Linked DNA regions of Homo sapiens: region 2 is linked to region 1. Evidence: read pairs that join two places in POLR2A ChIA-PET (ENCODE). Cell type or tissue: Panc1. All regions are shown on one strand.

Region 1 (2,500 bases):
GAGCTCCGCCCTAGCCCCGCCCCCGCCCAGTGCCCCGCCCCCTGCCTGCTGCTAGCCCTGCCCCCGCCCCGGCCCCTGCCCGCTCCGAGCTCCGCCCCGGCCCCGCCCCGGCCCCTGCCCGCTCCGAGCTCCGCCCTGGCCCCGCCCCCGCCCAGTGCCCCGCCCCCTGACTGCTGCTAGCCCTGCCCCCGCCCCGGCCCCTGCCCGCTCCGAGCTTCGCCCCGGCCCCGCCCCGGCCCCTGCCCGCTCCGAGCTCCGCCCCGGCCCCGCCCCCGCACCTTCTCGCGCAGCCGCTCGCGCAGTGCGGCCAGGTGTGCCTCGCGGATCTCCTTGCTGAGCTCCATCTTGTAGTTGAGCTTCTCCTCCGCCTGGCGGCTGAAGTTGTTATTCTCCTCCAGCGCCTTGTGCAGCACCTCGCGCTCGTGCTCGCGCCGCTCCGCCAGCTGCTTCAGCACCTGCGCCTCCTGCGTCTGTGCGGGGCCGGCGGGCGCGCGTGAGCGGCAACCCCGGGCCCTGCCCGGCCGGACTCCTCCCTGCTCTCCGCCTCCCGCCCAGCGCCCGCTCGCCTCACCTGGCGCCTCCACCTGCCCAGGCCTCGGTGGGCGCCGGGACCCCCGGGCGCTGCCCTGGGAACCCTCGCCTGCCATCCGGCCTGTGGTCGGGGCAGGGCCAGGGGGTCGCGATCCGCCGCCCCCGCCCCCGTCCCTGCCTCGCGCGCGGGTCCCGCGGTCCTGGCTGCGCCCAGGGCCCCCGCCATACCCTGCCGCCACTGCACACCCTGCCCTGCGCGTCTGCCCCTCCAAGGACCAGCAGCAAGAAACCCTAAACTTGTGGGCGGTCTCTGAGCTTTGTCTCTTCCTCGGACATCCGCCCACTGAGCAGAGTAGCTGCTTGTTACACACCGGGTTCCCAGCTCCCAATTAGGTGCCCAGGAGCGGAGGGTCCCCAGGGATGCTGGGGGAGGGGCCGGCTGGTGACCCCTGGGAGGAGAGCGGGGCAGCAGGACCCGCACCCACATGCCAGTCCCTACTAGTCAGCCCTGTGAACCCTGGTCTCTGGCCTCACCGGGAAGGGAACGGAGCCGCTTCCCCTGCCCAATGCGTTGGCCTCCAGGGTGGCACCCCCAAAAGGACATTTTTATCTCTGTTTCAGTCTCAGAGGGGCTGGTGGGAGGGGAGGCTGCAGGGAGGGGACCTGGAGCCCACACCCACCTCTCCCAGGGCCCCTCCGCCCTCCAGCAAGCCTCAGGGTCTTCACACATGAGGCCCTTCCTCCAGCTTCCCTGTCTGGGAGAGGGATGCCCCACCCGACGTCCCCAGGGCCCATCTGGGGACCACCCCCTAGCATCCTGCTGGCCCTGACAAGGGTGCCTCCCACCCTCACCAGAGGCTCCTGCTCCTTCCAGGTGGCCGCCTCGGAACCCTTCCTCCTCTCCATCCCTTTCTTTTTTTGTTCTTGTTTGTTTTTTGAAATGGAGTCTCACCCTGTCGCCCGGGCTGAGGAGTGCAGTGGCGCAGTCTCGGCTCACTGCATCCTCCACTTCTTGGGTTCAAGCAATTCCCCTGCCTCAGACTCCCTAGTAGGTGGGATTACAGGTGTGCACCACCACACCTGGCTAATTTTGTATTTTTAGTACAGATGGGGTTTCACCATGTTGGCCAGGCTGATCTTGAACTTCCAACCTCAAGTGATCTGCCTGCCTCAGCTTCCCAAAGTTCTGGGATTACAGGCGTGAGCCACCACACCCGGCCTCTCCCCATCCCATTCTTATCTCTCAGAAAGAGGCCCAGGGAGCCACAGCCCCTCCTGCTCCAGGCCAAGGCACTGACCAAGCCTGTCCGGGAGCACCCTGCTTCTTGCAGGCCCTGTCCCCGTGGGCCGCCTCCGTTGAAACTCCTGGGGGGTGGGGGATGGAGGACTCCTTGCCTTCCTCCGCTCCTCGGCTGCCTCCAGCCGCTTTTGCAGCTCCTCCAGGGAGGTGTCCTTCTTCTTGGGTGGGGAGGAGAGCATAGGGCTCTCTGGGGACAGGTCAGAAGGGGACTTGAGGATGACCTCGAAGCTCTGGCCTGAGGCCCGCTTGTCCAGCTGCTTCACCTCCATGTCTGCAGGGCAAGACCAGAGTAGAGCTTCAGAGGCCCGGCCAGGGCATGGCGTGGGCTGAGCGGGATGCTCCCAGCACACATCCAACCCCAGGGCTGGGCGAGAGGGGGTGGCTGCTCCCGCAGGAATCCCAGGCTTCAGCCCCCAGGATGGGCCCCTTCCCCCTAGAACCTCCCTCTCCAGAGGCAGCCAGGACGGGAGTTCAGAGAGACTGCCGGAGGCCGGGGGAAAAGGTGAGGTGGGCAGGCACCGCAGGGAAGGGCAGGCGGCAGCCAGGCACTCACCCCCGTACTGGTAGACGGTATTGGGGTGCGGCTGTGTGTAGAAGCAGGAGCAGATGAGCGACAGCACCGACAGCTCCTTCATCTTCTCCTTGTAGGCTGTGGGCACAAGGCTGGGC
Region 2 (2,500 bases), 180 kb after region 1:
CAGCCTTAGCGACAGAGTGAGACCCTGTCTCAAAAAAATAAATAAATAAATAAGATAAAATAAAAATAAAACAAAAATAAAAAAATTGGCCGGGTGTGGTGGTGCGTGCTTGTAGTCCCAGGTACTCAGGAGGCAGAGGTGGGAGGATCACCTTAGCCCAGGTCGAGGCCGCAGTGAGCCATGACTGTGCCACTGCACTCCAGCCTGGGCAACAGAACGAGGCCCCTTCTCAAAAAAAAATTAAATAATTCAGACCAGAAAAAAGGACAATATCCACGTCACACTGCATCCCTGACCACACACTTCCCAGAACAAGTTTTCTCGTTGTGGTGTCTTCCAATTCCTTTTCCTCTGTCCTGATTCCTGTCCTGACCTTTGTCCTCTAGGAACCTTGTGTGTGTGTGTGTGTGTGTGTGTGTGTGTTCTTTGGGACTGCTCCGTTTTCTGTTTGTAAAAGGAAATGTAAACCGTTGAATGGGCTCCCCACAGGACTAACGTAAACGACCAGATTACACTTGAGAAGTGGAGATTTTGAGTGCAGAGAGGAGGCTGTAGGCGAATCAAGGCTTCTTTAGAGACCAGAGGCTCAGGGCAGGGTCGCTGGCCAAAGTCCTCTGTTTCCTTGAATGGGTAACAAGCAGACACGTCCCACCTAAGCATCAGGGCCACCTTCGAGGTTGAGCAGCCGGCCTCCCTGAAGCATGGGAAATTCCGAGTCTTGTGGGTCTGCAGATTCCACACTGAAATGGGAGGAGGAAGAAATGGGGCTGGACCTGGACAAACAAGTGCCTTCTTCAGCCAGTCTGTCCTCCACCCCTAAAGGAGCTGAATAATCTCTACTTCTTTCGAAAATACCTAAGCTGGCTTTGAACTTGCCAAATAAAAGGATACTGCCATTCACCAGATTCAATAATTTAAATGGCATGGAAAGAGAACACCCATTTTATTCAAATAGGGCCACACCAAGACAAGAAAGACTACAGACCATGTTGTCTTGAAAGCTAATTTAGCAAATATCAGAAAAACTCACTTGGCGGTTGCCACAAAAGCCCTGAACCACGCCCTTTTTCCTGAAAGCTCAGGGTCTGCAGGACAACTCAGAGGTTCTAATCCCACCCAAAATTTCACGTGGCCAAGGAACACTTACCGCCTTCCCCCACCCCCGTTCTTCTGGGTGCTCTGAGAGGTGATGTTTCCATCACTGCACCCCCATCTCACCGTCATCAAACCCTCCCTCCCCCATCTTCCCATCACTGCACCCCCATCTCACCGTCATCAAACCCTCCCTCCCCCATCTTCCCATCACTGCACCCCCATCTCACCGTCATCAAACCCTCCCTCCCCCATCTTCCCATCACTGCACCCCCGTCTCACCGTCATCAAACCCTCCCTCCCCCATCTTCCCATCACTGCACCCCCGTCTCACCGTCATCAAACCCTCCCTCCCCCATCTTCCCATCACTGCACCCCCGTCTCACCGTCATCAAACCCTCCCTCCCCCATCTTCCCATCACTGCACCCCCGTCTCACCGTCATCAAACCCTCCCTCCCCCATCTTCCCATCACTGCACCCCCGTCTCACCGTCATCAAACCCTCCCTCCCCCATCTTCCCATCACTGCACCCCCATCTCACCATCATCAAACCCTTCCTGGCTGGGTGCAGTAGCTCATGCCTGTAATCCCAGCACTTTGGGAGACCGAGGCAGGCGGATCACTTGAGGTCAGGAGTTCAAGACCAGCCTGGCCAACATGATGAAACCCCATCTCTACTAAAAATACAAAAATTAGCCGGGCGTGGTGGCGGATGCCCATAATCCCAGCTTCTAGGGAGGCCAAGGCAGGAGATTCGCTTGAACCCGGGAGGCAGAGGTTGTAATGAGCCGAGATCTCGTCACTGCACTCCAGCCTGGGGGACAGAACAAGACTCCGTCTCAAAAAAAAAAAAAAAAACCCTCCCTCCCGCCCACCATCTCACTACCATCAAACCCCTCCCTCCCGGCTTCCCAGGGCCAGTTGTCCCCATGCTGCACAAACAGCCCTGGGCACTTTGTGTCAACAACTCTGTTTTCTGGTTCTATCCCTGCACTTGCTGTTCCTCCAACCAGAACAGCCTTGCTCCACTTCTCAGCCTCTGCAAAGCGGCTGGCTATGGCCAATGAGTGGATTATGAGTGTGTTTCTAGAAAGCCTGTGTGTCTGGATGTGCCCCTCCACAGCCCAGAAATCAACAACCAGGCCTTCGAGTTTCTTCATAACTCAGAAGCTTCTAATCTCTGTGACTTTTTGTGGGATTCTTTCAGGGAAGTCAGTTGGGAAAGCGGCGAATCAACACTGCGACAGGTAATGCTTAGCTTGGGCCGACTTCTCGTTCTTCTGCCCAGTTAAGAGCCATAGTTTTGCTCCCCATGCCCCAGCAGATAAGCAAAGCCTCTGTCCATCCGGCGGGTGACCCACACTAAGAAGACGACTTGCCCAGAGTAACGTGGGCCACGCGGTCCAG

The links. Peaks named below come from ENCODE experiments on the same cell type or tissue, not always from the same donor. Only the 100,000 strongest peaks of a DNase experiment are listed, where the experiment ranks them.
Region 2: POLR2A ChIA-PET joins it to region 1 with 11 read pairs; 2 of 35 experiments call an interaction of 5 or more read pairs at or near these places.

Annotation. Positions count from the first base shown.
Region 1 is chr20:63,641,830-63,644,329 of GRCh38, forward strand. It overlaps STMN3 (stathmin 3), which reads right to left. Exons shown (of 5, transcript NM_015894.4): 2 at 2,385-2,480; 3 at 1,927-2,102; 4 at 279-470. Among named protein-coding and RNA genes, the nearest start is that of STMN3, 10 kb to the right of the region's middle. RefSeq lists silencers at 1-126, 157-356, 517-586 and enhancers at 176-914, 2,264-2,500. In Panc1, no CTCF peak of the experiment used is centred here; no DNase peak of the experiment used is centred here; H3K4me3 peaks cover 935 bases.
Region 2 is chr20:63,823,467-63,825,966 of GRCh38, forward strand. The region is part of intron 1 of ZBTB46 (zinc finger and BTB domain containing 46); the gene reads right to left. Among named protein-coding and RNA genes, the nearest start is that of ZBTB46, 6.5 kb to the right of the region's middle. In Panc1, no CTCF peak of the experiment used is centred here; no DNase peak of the experiment used is centred here; H3K27ac peaks cover 864 bases.